Regions from separate parts of the Homo sapiens genome. Here region 2 is linked to region 1. A link is a contact called in ENCODE Hi-C or POLR2A ChIA-PET data. All regions are on one chromosome and are shown on one strand. The core of a region is the stretch at or near the end of the contact, and the rest is flanking DNA. Distances in the headings are between cores, read along the strand shown.

Region 1 (5,216 bases), core at 1,254-3,753:
CTCTTTGAAATAAACTGTGGCATTGTTCTCTTGCTATGCAGAACAGTCAGTAAATCAGTCAAGAACATTTATTAAAAACCCACAACGCACAGATGTGCATACTGGACACCTGGGGAGTTATACAGGAAGTAGAAAACATAGTACCTGACCTCAAGGCAGAGACAGTAGAGAAAAGACCAACACAAATCATATAGAAGAGCAATAACATCACATTTCCTTTATTTCACCCTGGAGCAGATGATATGAACACAGAGTACAGATTACCTGGACACTGCTTACTCCAACTTTTCATAAAATGGAAGAGTATGCAGGAGAACAAAGAAATAAAAGCAGGATCAGAGGTGCTATAAGGCGAGGTTTAAAAAAAAGGAAGAAGTGTTACAACCACCTAACAACAAAATAAGAGTTTCAAGTCTTATTTTTCATTACTCCCTGAAACTTGCCAGGCTATAACAGTGGGAGCAATGGGGGCAGAAGTTCCTTCCTTTCAAAATGCACATCAACAGTGCTTTATAATATGACACATACATGAAATCACAGAAATGTTAAATACAAAGTAGATTTTATTTACACGCTTGTGCCTTAGCAGCTGACAATTTTTAGAAGGTATCAGCACCATCTCAGGAAGGCTCACTTACCAGATATGCAGAGTGGACCATATCTCCTACTCCCTAATTACAGAAGGAACACAGCCTGTCCACAGGATACTTGCCTTATTCCTCACCAGTGAAATATTATCATACTATTTTGTCTATCAGTTTCAATAACTGCCAGGAAAACATAGTTTCTAAGAAACAATTCAATACTAATACAACTAATACAATCACTAATCATTAGAGAAATACACATCAAAACCACGAGATACCATCTAACATCAGTCAGAATGGCTATTACTAAAAAGTCAAAAAATAACAAAATGCTGGTGAGGCTGCACAGAAAAGGAAATGCTTACACACTGTTGGTGGGAACATAAACTAGTTCAGCCACTGTGGAAAGCAGTTTGGAGATTTCTCAAAGAACTTAAAATAGAGCTACCATTCAACCCTGCAATCCCATTACTGTGTATATACCCAAAAGAATATAAATCATTCTATGAAAAAAACACATATACTCATATGTTCATTGCAGCACTATTCACAATAGCAAAGACTTGGAATCATCCTAGATGCCCATCAAGAGTGAATCTGATAAAGAAAATGTACATAGGCCAGGCGCAGTGGCTCACACCTGTAATCTCAGCACTTTGTGAGGCTGAGGCAGATGGATCACCTGAGGTGAGGAGTTCGAGACCAGCCTGGTTAACATGGCGAAACCACGTCTCTACTAAACAAAAAAATACAAAAATTGGCTGGGCATGGTGGCGCATGCCTGTAGTCTCAGCTACTTGGGAGGCTAAGGCAGGAGAATTGCTTGAATCCAGGGGGTGGAGGTTGCAGTGAGCCGAGATTGTGCCGCTGCACTCCAGCCTGGGCAACAGAGTAAGACTCCATCTCAAAAAAAAAAAAAGAAAAAAAGAAAATGTGGTACATATACACCATGGAATACTACACAGCCATAAAAAAGAATGAGATCATGTCCTTTGCAGCAATATGGATGTAGCTGGAGGCTATTATCCTACCAAACTAACCAGGAACAGAAAGCCAAATACCACATGTTCTCACTTGTAAGTGGAAGCTAAACATTGGAGTATACATGGACACAAAGAGGGGAATAATAGACACTGGGGCCTACTTGAGGGTGGAGGGTGAGAGGAGGGTGATGGTCAAAAACCTACCAATCGGGTACTTTGCTCACTATCTAGGTGACTAAATCTTTTGTACACCAAACCCCAGTGATATGCAATTTACCCACGTAACAAACCTGCACATGTAACCCCAGAACCTAAAATGAAACTTGAAAAAGAAAAAAAGAAAAAGGTAAATGACTGGTTTTCTGCCAATGATAGATTATTCTTATCAGTTGCTGCATTAAATGATTACTGACTGAAACTCCAAGTATGGAAGTGAGAGTCAGACAAGAACTTTGTGGAAACGCCAGTTTGAAGGAGATAGTCTCAACAAAAAGTAAGTTCAAGCAATAGAGTTTGTGTCCGTCCATTTTTGCATCACTATAAAGAACTAACCGAGGACTGGATAATTTATAAAAAGAGGTTTAATTGGCTCACAGTTCTGCAGGCTGTACAGGAAGCATGGTGCCAGCATCTGCTTCTGGCAAAGACCTCAGCAAGCTTACAATCATGGCAGGAGGTGAAGGGAGAGCAGGCACATCACAAGATGAGAGTGGCAGTGAGAGCAAGAGGAGGTGCCACGCTCTTTTAAACAACCAGATCTCACATGAAGTCAGAGCAAGAACTCTTTCATTATCACAAGGACAGCACCACACCATTCATGAGGGATCCACCCCCATGACCCAAACACTTCCCACTAGGCTCACCTCCAACACTGGAGGTCACATTTCAACATGATATTTGGAGGTGACACATATCCAAACCATTTCAGAGCTTTACGAAAAACTTTGAAGAGGTGACTCATTTCCAAGAGTTAGCTCTAACCCTTAGTGTGTCCTTACACTGAAATTTAATATCTCTCTGAAAATTCCATTTGCTGGTTCTGAGAACTTTATGGGACAAGTTTAATTTATCTGTAATATCACAGCCCTTCAATTATTTGAAGGCAGTTCTCGTGACCTATCTTTCAACCCCACTAGGAGTCACCTCTTAGACAGGCTTACTATCCCAGTCTCCTTCACTATTCCTCATCTGACTTGTTTCAATTTCCTTCATCATTTGGCTCTCTCCTCTCTGAATATGTACCAGTTTGTCTATAGCTCTCTTAGAGGATAACACCCAGATCTCAAGATAAGATTCTAGGTGTGTTCTAAAGAGCACAGAAACAAATACAAAAATCCATGCCTTAATTTATGTATTAAACTTCTATTGATAAATGGCATTGTAAGTTAAAATAGCTTTTTTGGCAGCCTCATCAGTAGTGACTCCTATTATGCTTCTTATTAACTAAAAGCCCTAACATTTTTATGTATTTACCACTGCTAAGCTACATATCCCTCTTCTTAACTGGGACAACTAAATTTTAGAATCCATTTTGAAATTTTAAATTTATCTGTATTATATTTCAGTATCGCTAGATTTACCTATTTAAAGTCCATCATGATATTCTTAGATTCTACTCCAATTTTGGGTTGGCACTCCTAACTTCAAATTATAAACATACTGGCTAGGCATCCTTCTGGAAACCTCCCTTTATGACAATTTATAAACAATAAACAATCTTGGGTGCAATAATTTAAACAATAATGTCTAACCAATAATAATATGAACTTAAACATTCATCACAAGTTTGTCAAGGAACTTGTCAACTGCCTCAGCAATGTAGGCTGTTGTGCCTACAAATGCAAGGATGCCACTAATTATTCCATTGCACAGCATTCTTTTCATCTTGAGTGGTAGAGTTTAATTTCCAATATCAAGGAAAAAGACTCTAAGGAATTACTACATCTGAGAGTTGGCATATTTACATGAATTAGGCTCTCAAACAAAATCTGTAGAACAAAGGATGGAAGTAGGGGGCAGAGGCTAAACTTAGGTCATTTAAATTTGCCTCCTCTTCTTAGAAGACTTCCTTCTGCCATATCCCTCTCCTAGACTTCGGACCACACCTAATCCTTCTTTGCACTTCTAATATCTGAAGCAGTGCTATGTAATAGAAATAATAATGCAAGCCACATACATAATTTTAAACTTACCAGTAGCCACATTCAAACAGTAAAAAGAAAAAAGGTGACATAAAAATTATAAACTATTTTTTAACTTTATACACAGTAAAATTCATCTTTTTCTGTACACCTATAAGAGTTGTATAACATGCAGAGATTTGTGTAAACATCACCAAAATTAGGATACAGAACAATTCTATCACTCTCCAATATGTCTTCATGCTATCCCTGTGTATTTAAATATTCCGACCATTCCTTATTCCTGGAAACCTCTGACCTGCTCTTGGCCCCTTCAGTTTTGCATTTTTCCAGAATGCCATATAAATGGAATCATGCAGTATGTAACCTTTTGAGACCAGCTTCTTCTTTCACTTAGCATAAGGCATTTGAGACTCAAATTGCTGCATGTATCAATAGCTTGCTCCTTTTTTATAGCCTACTAGTATATTCCATTGTACAGATGTACCATAGTTTGTATATCCATCTACCCAATGAAAGACATGTAGGTGATTTCCAGTTTGTGATGATTATGAATGATGCTGCTACAAACATATATGTACATGTTTTGCGTGAATGTACATTTATCATTTCTAGATAAATGTTTAAGACTGGATTGCTAGGTCATATGATGAAGTGTATCTTTAACCATAAAACAAACTGCCAACCTTTTTTCCTGAGTGACTATTACATTTAGCAAACCAACAACGCATGAGAGTTCCAGTTTCTACACATTCGTGCCAACATTTAATATGGTCAATTTTGTTATTATTGTCATTGATTTTAGTCATTCTAACAGGTACATCATGGCATCTCATAATGATTTTAATCTGCATTTTCCTAATGACTAATAAAGTTGAGCATCTTTTCATGTGTTTATTTGCTACCTGTATATATTCCTTGGTGGAGTATCTGTTCAGATCTGTTCCCCATTTTTTTTATTGTTGTTGGTTTTCTTAATGTTGACTTTTGAAAGCTACATATTCTTGAAATTTGTTCTCTGTTAGATACATGATTTGCAAATATTTTCTCTTACTGCTTCTTGTCCTCCTCTTCCTCTTAACAGTCTCTTCAGCAGAGCAAAAGTTTTAAGCTTCAGTGAAATCCAATTTATCAACTTTTTTCTTTTATGGATTATGTTTCTACTGTTGTATCTAACTCAATGCCCAGCCCAAGTCACAAAGCCTTCCTTCTATGGTTACTTCTTGGATTTTTATGGTTTGAAATTTTCCATTTAAGAATGTGATTCACCAATTTTTGAACATGGTTTGAAATATAAGTCAAGGTCCTTTTTTTTGCATGTAGATGTCTACTTGCTGAGAAGACTCCTTTTGCCATTGAAGTGCCTTTGCGTTTTTGTGGAAAATCATTGACCATATTTATATGGATCTATTATTGGACTATTTTGTTCTATTGATCTATGGCTCTTCTTTTGCCAATATCACACTGCCTTGATAATAAGTCTTCAAACTGAGTAGTCTGACTCC
Region 2 (5,216 bases), core at 1,195-3,694, 68 kb before region 1:
AATTCTATTAGTGGGCAAAACAGGCACACCTGGTAATATGAACTTATGAGTGAATGATGGCCTCATCACAGTGTAATGAAATGTCATTGTAGCAAATCAATAGGGTATGCAGTCTAACTCCATACTACTCAATATTTTCAAGTTCTACCTTCCCTTTTATTTGTTTGAAATGATAAGGTAAAACTATATTGATGCTGGTGAAGAGTATCCTAACCCTAGGAATTCAGGAAGTTTATTTTTGTAGTTAGACTATCAATTATAGGCCTAGTAATTAGATGAGGAGCATCCAAATGCAAATAATATGTAAAGCAGCTCCTAAGGCAAACTTCCTTTGAAGAGCATAACCACATGTTACAACAACTTTAGGAATGTAGATATTAAAACCCTCAACAAGTATTCTGGATTGCTTCTGGTGTGCTGGTAGGTTTCTGTTTCTGTTTTTTTGGCTGTTGCTTTGTGTTACACAAGAGTTTCTCCTTTTTGGTCATTGTTGTTTTACTCTTTTTGCATGAACTTTAAAGATCCAGAAGGACATTAGTGTTGCAATGTAGATATTTTATCTATAGAAGAGACATCATTTCACAGTAATGCAGGGGTTAAACAACATTACTGTTTTGGCAAATAGATTCCACCTTTCTCTTAACTGACTGGCAAGGAAAATAAGAACAGCATATAAAGTTAGAATTCTTAAAATAAAAATATGATAATTTGATGCTGAAGAGATAAATATGAGATTATGAGCCAACAAACATTTTTTTCCTTTGACCCTTCAAGAATATGAGCAGAGGCAACATCAATTTCAAATAAACAGGAAGACTGCTGAAACTGATAAGGCACAGTAAATTAAAACAAAGCACTGTAACTGTAAATTGTGGATTATATAAATCAGGTACTTTCATATGCTGTTGAACTTGCCTCTAAATGAGCTGAAAGAGAGTTTTAACTGGAATACATGGAGGAGGTCCTGAGTATATGCTATAAGGGTTTCTTAGAAGACTGCTTACTAGTCTAATAGAGCATAGTAATTGCCAAAATCAAATTAATTATGCTTGGTTATCACAAATCTAATATATATATTTTCCACAACAGGATTGTAGAGAAACTGATAGAAATTGATGATTTCCATTCTTATTTGGACTTTACAACTCTTGGGTACAAAATGGAGAACTAGTCAACTGGAAACTAAAAACGAAAGTTTAATGAAGTACAAAAATCCTATGTTTTACTTAGCGAAAAAGAAAATAATTTTCCTCTTTAGATGGACTGTATAGACCAGGAACAGTGGCTCACACCTATAATCCCAACATTTTGGGAGGGTGAGGTGGGAGGACCACTGAGACCCTTTCTCTACAAAAAACAAAAAATTAGCTTGGCACAGTGGTGCACGCCTGTAGTCCCAGTTACTCAGAAAGCTGAGGTGGGAGGATCACTTGAGCTTGGGGTGAGCTATGGTCACACCACTACACTCCAGCTTGGGTGACAGAGCAAGACCATGTTTCCAAAAAAAAAAAAGATGGAATGTATTAAAAAAAATTCCCTAACCTTTTCTATGGTTTATAGTTTATATTCTACTAAGTCATACTTATAACCATTATAAAAATTAATATCTAATATTATTTATTGATTAGTATAATATGCAAGCAAACTTGTACAAAGATTCTGTCTTTTCTCTAGGCAGTTATGAATACCATTAATTCTCTGAACAACATCAAATTAGGAAGATAGAAATTTTTCTTATGCTAGATTGCAATTAAAGAACCACAAGTACAAATACAGCACAGAGGGAGGCCAGCCAAATCTTTTTGTTTGTTTGTTTTTTATCTGTTGTTTTTTGTTTTTTGAGATGGAGTCTCACTCTATCACCCAGGCTGGAGTGCAGTGGCTCGATCTTGGGTCACTGCAACCTCTGCCACCCAGGTTCAAGCGATTCTCCTGCCTCAGTCTCCCGAGTAGCTGGGATTATAGGAGCCTGCCACCATGCCCGGCTAATATTTGTCTATTTTTTTTAGTAGAGACAGGGTTTCACCATGTTGGCCAGGCTGGTCTCAAACTCCTGACCTCAGGTGATCTGCCCACTTCAGCCTCCCAAAAAGCTGGGATTACAGGCATGAGCCACCGCGCCCGGCCAAGGGCCAGAACCTCGAAGGCAGTGGCTAGGGTGTTTGCAGAATGGAGTGGTGACTAATATTGCATATTAGGTAATTTATATGAGAGTCTTTCATTCCAGTAACATTATTAAATAAAAGCGATTTTTCCCAAAGTTTAATTCACTTATAATAATTTTATTTTAATATGGAAAACTCACTTCTAAATGACTTTCACAGTTACTATTTTAGCTTTTAGGCAGCAAAACAGCTCAATGGAACTTCATGTAAGAAATATTTTTAATAGAATTCATCATCTGAACAAAATGCTGACAAACCAGTCATACAAATATTGAGTTAAATAATTACTTAAAAAGCTCACTTATATTCTCATACTGAAAATCATATATTTTTACCTTGAGAAGGTATGTGGGGATATTGCTGAAATCTACGGGCAGCTTCAAAAGGAAACGAGCTGAAAATTCACCAGTCTGTAAAAAGAAAGTTATAATAATAAGATTAAAATCAAAAATAGATTATGAAGTGACAATTATAGCCAAGGCCACAAGTTCAACCTGTTCAAAATGCAGGCATCTTCAATTTGGTTTTCCTAACGTTAGGCAAGAAAAGAAGGTTGGAAAAGTAGGGGAGGATCAGAAAGAGTTCTTAAATTATTAGTTACTAAAAAGCACAATTTGAGTTTTTAAAATCTGCATTTTAAATGTACAATAAAATTATAATTTAGCAGAATTGCCTTTTTGTTTCTTAAAAGTATGAAAAGAATATATGAATGTATGATTATTATTTTTTTAATCCCAAACAATAAAGACAGACCTACCCCTTTGATTCATTTGTTTTTATTAAAGCATTCAGACCACATCACTAATATTTATAAACCACAAGGCTGATGGCATACACCACCATCCTTTCTGGATGTACATGCAAAGGTCAAACTTCTACCTAGCAGTGGGTATTCAAAATAAGTTTCTCATCTCCTGAAAGTCCACTATATCATTATCATTAACTGATGTTTTTCATAACTCCCTCCATGAACTAATCTCTATAGGAAAGAGGTACGGAGGTTTGGCGATTTAAAACATTTAACTAAGCTATAAATAATAGCTTCTATTTGCTAAAACAGAAAACTCATTTAAAAGAAAAACGTCTGCCTCTCAATTTTTATGACAGGAAAGCCTAGGGAATCACTTTTTTTTTTTTTTAACTTTGTCATAGTCTAGAGGAGGAGTTTTCAAACTAGATCATGCAGAGATCTAGAGGTGCTAGAGAACCTCTGCAAAGGTAACAAAGATGCGTCCTGACCTGGTGGAATCCTCGGTCTTCCATCCTGTCTCACTGCAAGTGTGCAGCTCAGCCTGGTATTTTGACATGGTGTGTTTTACTTAGACATATTTGAAAAAAGAACTCCAGAAATGATCCAGAACTACTCAGAGTGGATGTCTATCCTTTTAATATTGTAACTACCAAAGAGTTCCCGCTCTTTAAAAAATGAGCAGCACAAACTCCCCTAAACACATCTTAAAACATAGCAAGCGTTTACAAATATTTGTATGAGTGGGTGGATGAATGCACCTAGGCACACATGCATAGCACTTTAGACAGTTTCACCACAGCCTCCACTCCATTCTACAAACACCCTAGCAAGTGGTTTCAAGGTTCTGGCCCTTGCCCGGGCATGGTGGCTCATGCCTGTAATCCCAGCACTTTGGGAGGCCAATGCAGGCAGATCACCCACGGTCAGGACATCGAGACCAGCCTGGCCAACATGGTAAAACCCCATCTCCACTAAAGAATACAAAAATTAGCCGGGCGTGGTGGCACGTGCCTGTAGTCCCAGCTACTCGGGAGGCTGAGGCAGGAGAATCACTTGAACCTGGGAGGCAGAGTTTGCAGTGAGCCAATATTGCACCATTGCACTCCAGCCTCGGCAACAAGAGCGAAACTCCGTCTCAAAAAACAAAAAAGGTTATGGCCCTAATTTTAAAACTCTGATCTAAACCTTAAAAATACAGACAGAAATATATTGAGCTCTGAAGATAATAATAATAACTAATATCTGCCTAAATGTTGTTTGTTTTACCGCTCACAGCATCTTTTAACTTACACCAATCTCTGGCTAAGGACAGAGCATTTCTTCATTACCATAAGCCTAACCCTGTGACAGACAAGGCGGAAATGAGAATTGAATGGACAGAATCAAAGCTGAGGCAAGCCAGAGAGAGTGATAGAAGCCACTGTGCCACCAGGAATGCCAATGGTGAGAAAAAGGATGGATGCTCAGAGCTGAGTAGCTATTCTCAGTATTGAACGCCATTATGTGCAGGCTACTCACAACTCAACACTTGGGAGAATACTTAAGAGCCACTAAGGATCTACAAATAGCTCATCATGGTGGGTGGGAGAAGGTTTGTGAGATCCTATTATAATTCTTGCCTTCTGTTACAGTCCAAGATTACCAAAAGGTGTGGTTTTGGTATTATGCTGAGCTCCTAGATGACTCTAAAACTAACATACTCTGGTAAGTGTGGTTCTTTGGATCAAGACACAGCTAAACCTAAAAAGGTCTGTTTTTAAGTACAAGGGGTCATACTTTGAAAGGGGTAAGTGTAGAGGCAACAATAACAGCATAGAGTTAAATGGGAGCTTATAAAAGGGACACCTAGCCCAGTGAGAATCTGGGAGTGTAGAAGGAAAGACAGAAAAGTCTTCCCTTAGCACTGTGTACAGTGCCACAGAAGAAGGACCACTCATAAAAGAATACATGCTCCAGGCCAGGCACATTGGCTCATGCCTGTAATACCAGCACTTTGCAAGGCCAAGGCAGGCGGATCACAAGGTCAGGAGTTCGAGACCAGCCTGGCCAATATGGTGAAACCCCGTCTCTACTAAAAATACAAAAATTAGCCAGGCATGGTGGCATGTGCCTGTAATCCCAGCTACTGGGGCGGCTGAGGCATGAGAATCCCTTGAACCAGGAGGAGGCGGAGGTTGCAATGTGCCAAGATCACACCACTGCACTCTAGCCTGGGCGACAGAGCAAGACTCCGTCTAAAAAAAAAAAAAAAACATGCTCCCAACAACTGTCCACATTCTCTTTCTCCTATATAATTAATT

The links. A loop is a pair of places that touch in the nucleus more often than their neighbours do. ChIA-PET counts read pairs that join two places held with the same protein, here RNA polymerase II (POLR2A). Pooled maps may share reads with other maps.
Region 2: a loop to region 1 is called in a map of Calu3, with 2.0 times the contacts of the local background. The contact joins two enhancer-like sites. A Hi-C loop is called at or near these places in 5 of 168 maps with a recorded cell type or tissue (Calu3, ascending aorta, astrocyte of the cerebellum and 2 more) and 1 of 50 pooled maps. POLR2A ChIA-PET finds 5 or more read pairs at or near these places in 5 of 52 experiments (CD4-positive, alpha-beta T cell, CD8-positive, alpha-beta T cell, MCF 10A and 2 more).

Annotation. Positions count from the first base shown.
Region 1 is chr2:27,975,323-27,980,538 of GRCh38, reverse strand. The region is part of intron 3 of BABAM2 (BRISC and BRCA1 A complex member 2); the gene reads right to left. Among named protein-coding and RNA genes, the nearest start is that of MIR4263, 18 kb to the left of the region's middle. Within about 2 kb of position 2,503, at least 7 of the 41 ENCODE cell types and tissues checked have a DNase peak (open chromatin) inside an H3K27ac peak, as active enhancers do; they include PC-3, where a contact is called at or near this core.
Region 2 is chr2:28,043,084-28,048,299 of GRCh38, reverse strand. It overlaps BABAM2 (BRISC and BRCA1 A complex member 2), which reads right to left. Exons shown (of 12, transcript NM_199191.3): 6 at 2,501-2,575. Among named protein-coding and RNA genes, the nearest start is that of MIR4263, 49 kb to the right of the region's middle. Within about 2 kb of position 2,444, at least 2 of the 41 ENCODE cell types and tissues checked have a DNase peak (open chromatin) inside an H3K27ac peak, as active enhancers do; they include PC-3, where a contact is called at or near this core.